Linked DNA regions of Homo sapiens: region 1 is linked to region 2. A link is a loop called in an ENCODE intact Hi-C map of the cell type or tissue named here. Cell type or tissue: ascending aorta. All regions are shown on one strand. Links, peaks and the distances in the headings refer to the core of each region. The heading gives the core; the rest is flanking DNA.

Region 1 (7,628 bases), core at 1,128-6,127, 510 kb before region 2:
ATCAACAAGGTCTCTTACTGCTGGGGATGGGGGTTCTCGTATGCACCATTCAAGCACATGGAAGTGTTCCTTCTAGGGTCAGGAAAGGATAAAGTTTCCCTTGTCTTTTAAATCTCCCTCTCCATGGTCTTCAGAAAGCACATCAGCTTTGACCTAACAAGCTAGCCCTTTTGTCCCTGGGTCTGGACAGAAATTCTTCTCCCTCATTCAGTATCACTACAATCCACTCTACTTACCTATTGGCATTGACATTCCACCTACCCCCGCCCCCAAAGCTCCCTGCGGGCAGTCTAGCAGAGCCGGAGAGAGCCAGTTGCCCAATTCATATCTATCACAGCACCCAGCATATAGTAAGAACCAGAGTCAGCTTTGAAGACTACAACCAGCTCATATCTATAAGGCTTACGAGTTGCTTTTCCTTCCATGCACTCATTCAGATCTGTTCACAGCCCTGACAAGTCATCATGATTCCCATTTCATAGAGAAAAAGACTAAGGCCGAGGAAGGGTAAATAACTTGCCCAGGGTCACACAGCTTAACAATCATAAAATCCACTGGCTCTAAATCCCATGTCTTTCTCATGCTACTGTTGTGAGATGTTCACCTAAGCTGTTCTAACCCCTTTTCACCAGACTGCAGACCCCACCCAGTCAAAGTGAGGCCCTTCCTCACCAGAAGGCACTCAAGACACAAGGGACTGTCAGTAAATGGCAAACTGAATCCCCTGGCCCACCTAACCCCAGACTGGCCACTCAATCCTTGTTGCCTACCCTCCCTCCTCTCACTAAGAGGCTTTTTCTGCTTCCAGGGGTGTACCAGGCAAGAAGTGTGGGACCATATTGCTGACTGCAGAAGAGCTTAGCAATTGTCGGGTCAGTAAGGGCCACATGCTAGACCCAGGAGCTCCCTTCTCTCCCCGTAAACCCTTTAATGGACTGTCTGAAGGCTATGGACAATTGGGGTGCCACCAGCCCAACTTCATCCATCCCTAGGACATTGCCACCATGCAGCTGTGTGCAAACAAGCTGGACAAGAAGGACTTCTTTGGGAAATCAGACCCCTTCCTTGTGTTCTACAGGAGCAATGAGGATGGCACGTGAGTCACTGCCATCAGGGCTGTTAGGCTGGGGTGGGCCATGTGCTTAACAAGTGGGGGAATCTCAGGAATCTCTGAGAGCATCTGGATTCAGTCCTACCCCGGGCACGAGATAAATTATACCAATTCTTCCCACTCCCCTCCAGGTTCACCATCTGCCACAAGACAGAGGTTGTGAAAAACACGCTGAATCCTGTGTGGCAGCCCTTCAGCATCCCTGTGCGGGCTCTGTGCAATGGAGACTATGACAGGTTGGCTCCAGCATAAGCTGGGGAGTAAGGAGCCAAGGACATGCCAGTGTGGTTCCTGGGCCCAAGAATGATAGTAGAAGTATCATAATAGCGTTGGAGGGTCCTGCTCAGTGAGACAGAGTTTGGGGCATGAGGTTGGGTGGATGGACAGGCAGATGGATAGCCACACAGATGGATAGGTGGACTATCCAGGGATGGATCGACTGATGGATGGAATGGTAGGTGGATGGGTAGATGAAAAGGCAGATGAACAAATGAATAAGCAGATACATGGATGGATCGTTGGATGGGTAAACTGGTGAATGGTTGGATATGTATGTGGATGGATATATGAGTGAATTGATGGGTGGGTAGAGGGGCAGATAAATGAATGGACAGCAGAAGAATGGATAATTGGACTGATGGGTGGGTTTGTGGATATACAGGTGATGGGTGATTAACGGATGAATGAGCTGATGGATGGGTGGGTGATAAATTGGTAAATGAGAGTTTGATGGATGACTGGGGAGGCAGGAGGATGAATAGAAAAGCAGGTGGAATACAAAAAGATAGGTAGAGTGACAAGTGGATTGATGGTTGGATAGATGAATAGATGGCAAATGGATGAACGGATGGATTTGTAGGTGAATTAGTTGATGGATGGGTATAAATTAGATGGATAGGCCAACCAAATGAATGAGTAAATGGGTAGTATAAAGACAGATGGTAGGGGCCGGGCGCGGTGGCTCACACATGTAATCCCAGCACTTTGGGAGGCCGAGACGGGCAGATCACGAGGTCAGGAGATCGAGACCATCCTGGCTAACACGGTGAAACCCCATCTCTACTAAAAATACAAAAAAAATTAGCCGGGCGTGGTGGTGGGCGCCTGTAGTTCCAGCTACTCAGGAGGCTGAGGCAGGAGAATGGCATGAACCTGGGAAGTGGAGCTTACAGTGAGCCGAGATCACGCCACTGCACTCCAGCCTGGGCGACAGAGCAAGACTCCGTCTCAATAAATAAATAAATAAATAAATAATAAAGATAGGTGGTAGGTGGAAGGGTGGAAGAATGGATGGGCACATAGATGAGTAGATGAATGGTTATGCTGATGAATGGATAACCAGATGGATAGATGTTATATAGTTGGTAGACAGACAGACAGATGGATGCTTGCATGCCTCAGTGAGTCAGTGAATGGCTAGATGTATAGTTAGGTGGCTAAAGAGATGAACTGATAGGTAATTGGACTGGCAAATATATGGGTAAATAGGTAGCTAGATGGATAGACGGATGGTTGGATGGGCTGATATACTGATAGGTAGACATATGGAATGATTTAGGCATGACAGTTAAGAACAAAGTCTTTGGAATCAGGATGCCTGGGTTTAAATCTCAGTTCAGTCATTTACTAGCTATGAGATCTTAGCCAAATTACTTTTTTTTTTTTGTATCTCAATTTCCTTATCCCAAAATAATAATAATAGTAATTACTTTATATAGGGTGATTGTTAAGTTAAATGAGACAATCTGTGAATGTGCTGAGAAAAATGCCTGGAATACAATAAGGCTCAAAGTGGTAAAAAAAAAAAAAAAAAAAAAAAAAAAAACCAACCAAACAAACAAAAAAAGTATTAGTGGTACTAACCAGAGTAGTATTAATAGGGGTAGGTGGTTGGGTACAGGCACAGACTGATGAATGAATAGACAGGATGGGAGGCAGGTTGAAAGATGAACAACTTAATGGGAAGACAGATGGGTGGATGGGGAGATGATATGTGTGTGGTTAAGTGTATGAGGGTGTCTCTGGGATTTATCATACACACCTAGGGTATGTTTATCTCCTACATTTCAGAACGGTGAAGATTGATGTGTACGACTGGGACCGGGATGGAAGGTAGAACTGCCCCACATGGTCCCTTCTCCTGTACTTGACCCAAGCAGTTCTCAATAATATGTTGTACATTCACTGAGAACCCCAAAGTAGCTTTAGGAGCCAGGAAAGGTGATGATAAACACCAGTGTCTTGGGTACAACTGATCCCCCCAATTGTCTCTCTGGACACTGTCTCTTCCCGTTTTTCCCCTATGTTTGGCCTCCCTTATGGCCCCAGCACTAGGCTGCCCTGCAGCCTAAGTAGGGGCTTAGGATAGGAGGAATAAAAGACTGGGTTCAGCTCTGGTTCCAAACCAGCAGCACCTGCTGCTTAGCCACGCCCACCTCATTGCAGCCACGATTTCATTGGTGAGTTCACCACCAGCTACCGGGAGCTGAGCAAGGCCCAGAACCAGTTCACAGTATATGAGGTGAGCATTCCAGCCCTGCCCAGGTCACCCAGGCCCTCCATCCCAGTGTGCTCAGTCTGGACCTCCCTTCCTTTGTTTCTCATCATCACTGTTACCTCCTCCCCTTAGGTTCTTAACCCTCGGAAGAAATGTAAGAAGAAGAAATATGTCAACTCAGGAACTGTGAGTGCTCCCTAGAGCCGTGGCCCTCCCTGGATCCTTCCGTGTCTGTCCCCATTGACACAGCATGGCAAATATCGAGGGCAGGGCAAGACAGTGGGCACAGATTACTTGGAATAGTAATATTGGGCACAAGGAGCACCACTTAAGTTTTTCTTTGTTTTTTTTCTCACTCAGGAAATTTTTCTGACTTCACTCTTTTGCAGAATAAAAGAAAAAAACCTAAGTTGTATTTCCCAATTTAATATACTTTTGGAAATCCAACGATGTTTCTGACAGCTTCCCCTTTTCCCCTGTCAGAAGTTGAACAGGGTGGGACTGACTGGGGGAGCGGGTGGAATCATGTGCCTCCCATCACGTGCCTCTTTCCAAGCCCCTATGGGCCTCACTTCCTTCTGCCACCCCAACTGCCTTTTCCAAAGTGCCAGGGCTGCCTATTCTGTCCCACAGGTGACGCTGCTCTCCTTCTCTGTGGACTCTGAATTCACTTTTGTTGATTACATCAAGGGAGGGTGAGTCACAGGCCAAGCTCTGGGCTGAAAGCCCGGCAATAAATTACTCCCAGTTCTGAGCCCCAGGTTTCTTATTTATGAATGGTCAGGGCCCAGTGAGACCATGGAGATAAACTTTAAAACACTTGGCCAACTATAAAGTGCTCTGTAAAATGCAAAATACTGCTCTTCTTAGTTCCCTTCATGGGGCTGCTTTTCATTCTTAGCTTTCGACTCCTCCTGGGAAGATGGCTCCCAGACCAGTGGTCTTCACTGGTGGCCCCAGTAACCTAATTGGGGCACAAATAAAGTTATAGTCAGGCAAGAGGGAGAGGTAGAAGAGAGGGCACAACCAAGCAGACTATAGGGGACATTCTGTTTGGTTTGGTGGAGGCAGGCAGACCTGGGAAAGGTAACTTTGCTTCTCTGAACTTCACTTTTCTCCTATGTAAAATGAGGATTTTTTTTTTTTTGAGATGGCGTTTCACTCTTGTTGCCCAGGCTGAAGTGCAATGGTGCGATCTTGGCTCACTGCAACCTCCGCCTCCCAGGTTCAAGCAATTCTCCTGCCTCAGCCTCCCAAGTAGCTGGGATTACAGGCATGCGCCACCACGCCCGGCTAATTTTTTGTATTTTTAGTAGAGATGCGGTTTCCCCATGTTGGTCAGGCTGGTCTCAAACTCCCGACCTCAGGTGATCCACCCTCCTCAGCCTCCCAAAGTGCTGATTACAGGCGTGAGCCACGGCGCCCAGCCAAATGGGGATATTAATCACTACTTCAGGGCTATAGTAAGGGTTAAATTAAATGACATATAATACACCTGCCACACAGTAGGCATTTAATTCTGTTACCTAAAGTGTAGTCCATGAGCCAGCAGCATCAGCATTACTTGGGAGTTTGTTAGGCTCTACCCAGACCATCTGGATCAGAATCTGCATTTTAACATGAGCCCCACGTGATCCATATGCACATTACTGTTTGAGAAATAGTGATGTAATAATCATTAGTTCCTCACTTCTCAATTCATCTGCTTCCCCAACAGGACACAGCTGAACTTCACAGTAGCCATTGACTTCACGGCTTCCAATGGTGAGACACGGATGAGTGAAAAAGTCGGAGGTGGGAAGGCACTTCTAAGGGAGTCATTAGGAGTTGGCCTGGATTCCTACCTAGAGATAAGAGTTTACCTACCCAAGAAGCCCAAACTTAGGCAAAACCCAGCCAGGAAAATAGAGTGCAGAAAAATAGATGGGTAGATGGATCATAGAGGGTTGAAAGGATATATAGCTCAACAGGTGGATGAGTAGGCTGATGGATGAGAGAGAAAGGGGGTATAAGGAGAGATGGAGAGGTGAACAGGTGGTGAGTCATGAATGGATGCATAGATCCATGAACAAATGGAGTGGGTACATGGGTTGGTGAGTATAATAGGTTAGACAAGTAGATGCATCGATGGGTATGTGGGTGGACAAATGGACTAAAGTTTAAGTTGGGGAAATAACAAGTAATTAGGGGAAATGCATGAGTGGATAGATCCATATGAGAATAGACAAGGGAATGAATGGAATGGAGAGGGCTGGCTAGCCGGATGGATAAAATAATACTGTTGTATAGATGGGTGGAAAATGAAGAAAAATGGCAAGTAGACAAGTGGGTGGATGGATGGATGGATGGATGGACTGATGGATGGATGAGTGGGTAAGTGGATAGCTGCATAAGAGAATGGAGAGATTGGTGGATAAAGATGTATAAGTAGACTGAAAGATAGATGTATGGCTAGGTAGATGGGTGGATGGATGTGTGGGTAGGTAGGTAAATGGATGAATAGATATAGGGATGGGTGGGTGGATAGATGGATAAATGAACAAATGGATGATTGGGTAAAATAAGGAGGGAGGACATGGGTAGAGGGCAGATAAATGGATATAGGTGGATGAATGCACACAAAGATAAGCAGGTGAACAGATGGATGATCCAGATGATCATGAGGCTGGGGTTCCTGTGTCCCTACAGGGAATCCTCTGCAGCCTACCTCCCTGCACTACATGAGTCCCTACCAGCTCAGCGCCTATGCCATGGCCCTCAAGGCAGTGGGAGAGATCATCCAGGACTATGACAGTGATAAGCTCTTCCCAGCTTATGGCTTTGGGGCCAAGCTGCCCCCAGAGGGACGGATCTCCCACCAGTTCCCCCTGGTATGGTATTGGCCAGAGCTTACCCTCCGTGCCCTGGCATCTGGTTCACCCAAGTTGATGATTTTGTTCTGTTTACATTACTTCAAAGGGCATGTAGAGGAACAGGAAGCTATGAGAGGATAGCAGAGCAGGGAGGGGAGCAGGGCTGGGTTTGGAGGGGAGCATGAAAGGGACTGATGGAAAAAGGAAGGAGTGAGCTGGAATCAGAGCACTCCTGCATGTACCCTGCATGGGCTCAGCCTGGCAGGGCATATTCTTTGACAGAACAACAATGATGAGGACCCCAACTGTGCGGGCATCGAGGGTGTGCTGGAGAGCTATTTCCAGAGCCTGCGCACAGTGCAGCTCTATGGGCCCACCTACTTTGCTCCTGTCATCAACCAAGTGGCCAGGTAAGGGAACTGGGTGGAAGCTGGGGGAAATGAGGGGACCCACATAAGGGATTGACCCCCCAAGGATAGTCAGGAGCACTCTAAGTAATTTAGGATGATTTGAAGTAAACAGGAGAGGCCAGGCATGGTGGCTCATACCTGTAATCCCAACACTTTGGGAGACTGAGGCAGGAGGATCACTTGAGCCTAGGAGTTCAAGACCAACTTAGGCAATTTAGTGAGACCCCATCTCTTTTTTTTTTTTTTTTTTTTTGAGACAGAGTCTTGCTCTGTTGCCATGCTGGAGTGCAGTGGCATGGTCTCGGCTCACTGCAACCTCCGCCTCCCAGATTCAAGCAATTCTCCTGCCTCAGCCTCCCAAATAGCAGGGATTACTGGCGCATGCCACCACACTTGGCTCGTTTTTGTGTTTTTAGTAGAGACGGGGTTTCACCATGTTGGCCAGGCTGGTCTTGAACTCCCAACCTCAAGTGATCCACCTGCCTCAGCCTCCCAAAGTGCTGGGATTACAAGCATATGCCACCATGCCTGGCTCATTTTTTTAAATTAAATATTTAAATTAAAAAAATTAAAGTATACAGGACGATGTGTATAGGTTATATGCAAATACTACACCATTTTATATGACGGACTTGAATATCTGAGGAGTTTGGTATCCACAGGAGTCTTGGAACCAATCCCCCGTGGATACTGAGGGATGACTGTACCTTATTATGCGGCACAAAGGGTGTCAGCAAATTACCCTAACCCCACTGCCT
Region 2 (7,373 bases), core at 1-5,000:
GTCAACAAAAGGTCAAAATACACCATGATGAAGACTCACCTGCTCCGGACGTCAGCCGCGTATCTGCCAGAGGATTTCATCCGGGTGGGGCAGCTGACAAAGCGAGTGGACATCTTCAGCTGTGGAATAGTAAGAGTGTCCTGCTCTGCGTAGAGTGGGGCCCACCTTGATTTGTCCTTCCCACGGCTCCTTTGTAATCACAGGATACGGTAGAGGCACACAGACAGGTTCCATCAAAGTACAACAGGGGCTGACAAACTGTGGCCCACAGGCCACTTTGGCCTGTGGCGTATTTTGTATGGTCTGTGAGCTAAGGGTAGTTTTACATTTATAAAGGATTATATTTTTAAACACAAAGAATATGTGATAGAGACTGAACATGCTCCCCAAAAGCTCACATATTTACTGTGTGGCGTGTTACAGAAGAAATTTGCCAGCCCTTGAAGGAAAACCACTCATGAGTGTCCAGGTTCTAGTAGGCTCCAGATATCCTCTCCTGACTTCCGTAATTCCCATCCAGCCATCCACTTGTCCATCCAGTTGTCTATTTGTCCTTATTTGTTCATCGCTGTCCGATCATCCATCTACCCTTTAGCTGCCCATCCATTCAGCGACCACTGACCCACCCAGCATCCCACCCTACCACCACCACCATCCTTGTCTGCCATTATGTCGTGCCAGGCACTAGGAATATGAATGTAACAAAAACACAGTCCCTCCCCTCAGGAGCTCATGGTCTGCATGTAGCAGTCTCCAAAGTATATTTCTGTAGAACTCCAGTTCCTTCGGACCTCTAGGATTGATGTGTTAAAAGGGTTTGTGCCCTGACAGGCTTGGAAATATTGCATTAGGCAAAGTCAAGCAGGTTTCTTTACCACAAGATTAATTCAAGCTGGTTGAATGGTAGTGAGCCTTTAATCTGGTACTTGTGAATTCACCAGAGAGGGGTATGCAGTGTTTCCCAAGCTCATTTGACTATGGAACCTTGTGTTCTCAGAATATCTGTCCTTGTCAGTGTTCCATGGAACCCAGTCTGGGAAATGCTGGCTGAGAAGAGTAACAGTCAGGTTGGCTTCAGCCAAGTGCATACAGCTGCCCCTTGGGCCTCACCCTCTTTTCTTCTCTAGCCTTGAACTCTGTACTTCCTCTCTCTGACCACAGTCTCCTGTCTGTCTACCTCTGCTACCAGAACCGTGGCCCTGAGTCACCTCTGCCCTCAGCCAGAACCCCAGATTCTGCACCTCCGTGTCTCCCAGCTGGTTCCTCTGCCTCCCTCAGCCCCACTGCAAGTTGTTCAGTGAAGCTCAGCAGGGCTAGTCCAGGCTCCTTCTCCTTTAAGAACCAGGGGGATGGGCAGGGAGTGGTGGCACATGCCTAAAATCTCAGTACTTTGGGAGGCCGATGTGGGCAGATCACCTGAGGTCAGGAGTTCAAGACCAACCTGGCCAACATGGTGAAACCCCGGCTCTACTAAAAATACAAAAATTAGCTGAGTGTGGTGGCATGTGCCTGTAATCGCAGCTACCTGGGAGGCTGAGTCAGGAGAATCACTTGAACCTGGGAGGCAGAGGTTGCAGTAAGCCGAGATCGCGCCATTGCACTCCAGCCTGGGCAACAGAGCAAGATTCTGTCTCAAAAAAAAAAAAAAAGAAAAAAAAGAACCAGGGGGATAGAACCCCTAGGCCCGGCTCAGTTACTTTCAGCTGTGTGACTTACACCTAGCACTTCTGTCTCTGGGCCTCAGTTAAGCCTTCTGTAAGATGGGGCTAACGATACACATGGAGATGAATGGGATAATGTATATAAGCAGGTGAGCATGGCACCCTGCACCCTGCACCTACCAAGAATATTATGATGACTGTGGTTATTGTTATTCCCACCTTTACACCCTCCTTCTGATATCTGTTTACTCTTGACCTTCTAACTGGTGTGTTAGCGTCACAGATGACTTCCTCATCCATCCATTCACCCTCCCACCTATCCATCTATTCATCCACCCATGCACCCACCCTCCCACCCACATACCCATCCATCCATCCATCCATCCATCCATCCATCCATCCATCCATCCATCCATCTACCACCCATCCATCCATTCATTCATTGAATGCCTCCTGGCTCCTGCCACCCTTTTGCTCAGCCCTGCCTCTGGTTGACTGATAACGCTTTTGAACTTTGATTCCTCCTGTGGGGATCACAGTGCATTGCTCAGTGTTTTTTGGTGAGTGCTCAGTGACCTCTATAAAGGACTTGGCTCAGAGCCTGCTCTGTGAAAGGGGCACAGGAAGTCTTTGTTTATTCATTTCCCCTTGTTCTGTCCCTTCCTGGCAGGGACCTGTCAGGAGTCCCTTTTCAATTGGCTCCTGTCCCACTTGCAGCAGTGATGCCCTCTGCTGCCCTTTTCTGGTCACTGCCAGTCTGTTATTAATCCTGGGTGGTTTAAAACCTTTATCCTTTCCTTCCTCCAGGCTTGGAGGGATTCTTGGCTATAAATGTGACCCTATTCTGACTTGCTTTGAGAGATGCTGTGGGAGAGAGGTTCCACACTAAGTGTGGGGTCTTCACACCTTTAATATTCACAACTGCTAGTCCCCATTTAACAGATGAGGACACTGAGGCTCAGGTTTTAGTTACTTGCCTAAAGATCACCTGAGCATATAAGGAACAGAGTCAGAATTTGAACTCAGGCCTGACTGTAGAGCCCTTAGCCATCATAGCATTGTCTCTACTGAGAAACCCTGTTCAAAGCAGTTTCCTGTTTATGAAGACATATATCATGGTTTGCCAATTTTGTGGTGACTTACACGTATACAGGGTTGTGCTCCTTCTGCGAGTGGATGCGCTAATGAATAAATAATGTTAGTAAAGGCCTGTGAGTGAAACATGCTATGGATGCTGCAAGATTTGTCTAGAATAGATACCTGCCTGCATGCAGAGTCTTTCCTTCCCTGAGATTCACAGAGCAATGCCTGCTTGCCATAGCTGAAGGTTTTTTGGTGTTTTTTTTTTTTTTTGAGACGGAGTCTTGCTCTGTCGCCCAGGCTGGAGTGCAGTGGTGCGATCTCAGTTCACTGCAAGATCCACCTCCCAGGTTCACGCCATTCTCCTGCCTCAGCCTCCCAAGCACCTGGGACTACAGGCACCCGCCACCGCGCCTGGCTCATTTTTTTGTATCTTTAGTAGAGACGGGGTTTCGCTGTGTTAGCCAGGATGGTCTCGATCTCCTGACCACGTGATCCGCCCACCTCAGCCTCCCAAAGTGCTGGGATTACAGGCATGATCCACCGTGCCCAGCCAGCTGAAGGATTTTTAAATGAAACAATCTTTAAAAAATAGTGTATATATACGTGTGTGTGTATCTATATTTATCTATACCTATATATATCTTATGGTAATACATATAAACACACACACACATGAATTTTTGAAAACCATCTTCTCTGCCTGGCTATCAATTAATTACAACCTTCCACTGGCAGCTTGGTGGCATCTTTAATTGGAGGAGGTGTTTAGTGATATTCCCATGTTCCAGATTTTGGGCAGGTGTGTCTGCTGGCAATGGCAGAGCTGCACCTGGAGCTCAGAACTGAGAAGAGAAGACAGAATCTGCTGCCTGGCTGTGTGCACGAGCGTCTGAACCATGCTAACTCACGTTCTGTTCTCTCCAGGTGTTGGCCGAGGTCCTCACGGGCATCCCTGCAATGGATAACAACCGAAGCCCGGTTTACCTGGTAAGGGAACTTGTCACATCTGGCTGGGAGGTATATTTGGGCCTCACAGCTCTGTAGAGAGGGCAACGACCTCAATTCTAGCTAGTTTTACACATGCAAATGAGGCCCGGTACAAGGTTGCATTTGCATCCCCACAAAGCAGCTTTAACCTCCCATCCCCACCTGCCAGCCAACCATTGCTTTTTCATGATAATAGCATCTGGGGCTTGGTGCGGTGGCTCATGCCTGTGATCACAGCCTTTGGGAGACTGATGTGGGTGGATCATTTGAGACCAGGAGTTCAAGACCAGCCTGGCCAACATGGTGAAACCCTGTCTCTATTAAAAAAAAAGAAAAGAAAAAACTTACAAAAAACCCCCAACATTATCCAGGTGTGGTCGCATGTGCCTGTAATCCCAGCTACTCGGGAGGCTGAGGCAGGAGAATCACTTGAACCTGGGAGGCAGAGGTTGCAGTGAACCAAGATTATGCCACTGCACTCCAGCCTGGGTGACAGAGCGAGACTCCATCTCAAAAAAAAAAAAAAAAAAAAGATTTTGGAATGTTTATAGAAAGCACTTGTATAAAAGAGAAAGCACTTCTCTATATATCAGGCAATTCATTAGGGATTTTCCTCAAATTGATAAAAGTTAATTTCAGCCCTTTTAAACAAGTTTCTATAATAAAAACAATTTCCATTTTGTAGGCCAAAGATCTGATATACACAGTCATTTAAAAAATATAACAACCTGGCTGGGTGTGGTGGCTCACACCTCTAATCCCAGCACTTTGGAGGAGGCCAAGGCGGGCGGATCACTTGAGGCTGGGAGTTCGAGACCAGCCTGGGCAACATGGCGAAACCCTGTCTCTACTAAAAATACAAAAATTAGCCAAGCGTAGTGGCACACACCTGTAATCCCAGCTACTTGGGAGGCTGAGGCAGGAGAATCGCTTGAACCCAGGAGACAGAGGTTGCGGTGAGCCAAGATTGCACCACTGCACTCCAGCCTGGGTGACAGAGTGAGACCCTCTCTCAAAAAAGAATAAAAATATAACAACCTAGCCTGACTTTGTGTTAAATACTTTCCATACATTATCTACCTAAATCATCTCAATTTTTCCATGATAGAGTCATTATATTCATCTGCAGATGAGGAAAGCTGGCTCTGAGTTTGGCCTAGGATCTCAGTTGGAATTACCAAGTGTCAGAGCTGGAATTCTGAGTCAGATCTCCCTGAGCCGACATCATGAGTTTTTTTTTTGTTTTTGTTTTTGAGACGGAGTCTTGCTCTGTCGCCCAGGCTGCAGTGCAGTGGTGCAATCTCGGCTCACTACAAGCTCCACCTCCCGGGTTCATGCCATTCTTCTGCCTCAGCCTCCCGAGCAGCTGGGACTACAGGCGCCCACCACCACACCTGGCTAATTTTTTTGTATTTTTAGTAGAGATGGGGTTTCACTGTGTTAGCCAGGATGGTCTCAATCTCCTGACCTCGTGATCCGCCCGCCTCGGCCTCCCAAAGTGCTGGGATTACAGGATCTTGAGTTCTTAACCACAGCAGTCTCCTGCTTGTTTCTTGTGACAGTCCAACCATACGAATTCAGTATTATCATTCCCATTTACAGCTGAGAAAACTGAGGGCAAGCTGAAGTGACTTGTCTCACGCCCCTCAGTGAGACCAGTGGTGGAAGTGGGGTTTAAATTGAACCCAAGGCTTTTGCAGAGTTTCAAATCTCATCCAAACTCTAGTCTTCCTCATCAGTTTGAGAGGGGGCACCTTTTCCTACTGGGTATTGAGGCCATTGGAACAGACAGATTATTATTTTATTTATTTATTTATTTCTGGTGACTGGGCCCCAGAAGCATCCCCTGGGCTCTGGGGTAGGGAGGCTGAAGGCCTCGCTACTCCATGCAGAAAGTCACGACATGTTCCTTTGATGAACTCTGTGAGTTCCACCCCTTTTGGGCAGTCAATCCCATATGCTGCAGAGAGGTCTGTCTGGGCAGCTCAGATGTGGTTTGGGGCTGTTTGGGGGCAGTTTCTCATCTCCTGACTATTTTCTTGAGATGGATTTCCCAGCAGTCCTCTGGGGCTCCCCGGACAAGTGTCACAGTGGAAGGAGGCTTTTGAGGCACTGACAGGAAGTTGTCTAGAATTATTTTTTTGCTAATGATTTCTAAAAATGTGGAAAATAACAATTTTTTAAAATGTAGTTTCTTTCTCTTATTCTAGACTCTTGTATGGTCTCTTATCATGTTCTGTTGTGGTAGGTGCAATCCAATGGTTAATCAAGATTTGAGTCAGGGAGGAAAGCTTGCTGATTTCCTGTGGCCCAGGGTAGGAGGAAGCAGGCCTCCTCCAGGCTTGGGAAAGTGTTAGTTGCCACAGTGTTTCCTGAGGGCATTTGGTGGTTTCCACCTAAATTGAAAATATGAGTACCCTCTGACACGGCAGTTCCATTTGTGCCTAGAGAAACATGCACACATGTGAGGAGAGGCAGATGAACAAGGATATTTGTAGTGGCATTTTTTTTTTTTTCGAGACAGAGTCTCGCTCTGTTGCCCAGGCTGGAGTGCAGTGGGCGTGATCTTGGCTCACTGCAACCTCCACCCCCCGGGTTCAAGAGATTCTCCTGCCTCAGCCTCCTGAGTAGCTGGGACTACAGGTGCGCATCACCACACCCGGCTAATTTTTGTATTTTTTTTAGTAGTGACAGGGTTTTGCCATGTTGGCCAGGCTGGTCTTGAACTCCTGACATCACTCAGGTGATCTGCCCACCTTGACCTCCCAAAGTGTTGGGATTACAGGAGTGAGCCACTGCGCCTGGCCAAATTTAATTTAATTTGATTTAGAGATAGGGAGGGGTCTTGCCCTGTCACCCAGGCCAGAGTGCAGTGGCATGATTGTAGCTCACTGCAGCCTCGAATGCCTGGGCTCAAGCGATCTTCCCATCTTGGCCTCCCAAATTGTGAGGATTACAGGTGTGAGCCATGGCGCCCAGCCTGTATGAGTTTTGACAAATGTATACAGTCATGTAACCACCACCACAATCAAGATACGGAATATTTTTGTCACCCCAGAAAATTCCCTCCACTTACAGGTCCTGGCAATTACTCATCTAATTTCTGTCCACATAGCTCTATCTTCTTTAGAGGGTCATATCAATGGGCCCATGGCAGATGCACCCATTTGTTTCTGTCCCCCTTCATGTAGCATGGTGCTTAGATTCATCCATGTTGTTGACGTGTCAGTAATTCATTCCTTTTCATTGCTGAAGAGTATTCCATTGTATGGATAGATGACTGTTTATCCATTTACCAGTTGCTGGACATTTGGGTTATTTCCAGGTTTTGGCAATTCTGAATAAAGCCAACACAAACATTCTTATTTTAAAAAAATGAAAAAGAGGCCGGGCACAGTGGCTCACGGCTGTAATCGCGGCACTTTGGGAGGCTGAGGTGGGTGGATCACTTGAGTTCAGGAGTTCAAGACCAGCCTGGGCAACATGGTGAAACCCCGTCTCTACTAAAAACACAAAATTAGCCCTGTGTGGTGGCGAGTGCCTGTAATCCCAGCTACTCAGGAGGCTGAAGCAGGAGAATCGCTTGAACCTGGGAGGCAGAGTACAGTGAGTCGAGATTGTGCCACAGCACTCCAGCCTGGG

Evidence for each region. Peaks named below come from ENCODE experiments on the same cell type or tissue, not always from the same donor. Only the 100,000 strongest peaks of a DNase experiment are listed, where the experiment ranks them.
Region 1: it touches region 2 in a loop (4-fold over the local background); 10 of 110 quality-filtered maps call a loop at or near these places.

What each region holds. Positions count from the first base shown.
Region 1 is chr3:9,711,733-9,719,360 of GRCh38, forward strand. It overlaps CPNE9 (copine family member 9), which reads left to right. Exons shown (of 21, transcript NM_153635.3): 8 at 809-872; 9 at 993-1,096; 10 at 1,243-1,347; 11 at 3,182-3,223; 12 at 3,557-3,632; 13 at 3,741-3,794; 14 at 4,242-4,303; 15 at 5,326-5,372; 16 at 6,297-6,478; 17 at 6,743-6,870. Among named protein-coding and RNA genes, the nearest start is that of CPNE9, 12 kb to the left of the region's middle. RefSeq lists a silencer at 4,054-4,183. In ascending aorta, for the core only: a CTCF peak has its summit at 4,228; a DNase peak (open chromatin) is centred at 4,249; H3K27ac peaks cover 2,017 bases.
Region 2 is chr3:10,222,703-10,230,075 of GRCh38, forward strand. It overlaps IRAK2 (interleukin 1 receptor associated kinase 2), which reads left to right. Exons shown (of 13, transcript NM_001570.4): 9 at 1-129; 10 at 3,669-3,731. Among named protein-coding and RNA genes, the nearest start is that of TATDN2, 22 kb to the right of the region's middle. RefSeq lists enhancers at 2,602-3,384, 3,560-3,609 and a silencer at 3,723-4,017. In ascending aorta, for the core only: a CTCF peak has its summit at 2,403 (motif pointing left); a DNase peak (open chromatin) is centred at 2,339; H3K27ac peaks cover 1,808 bases.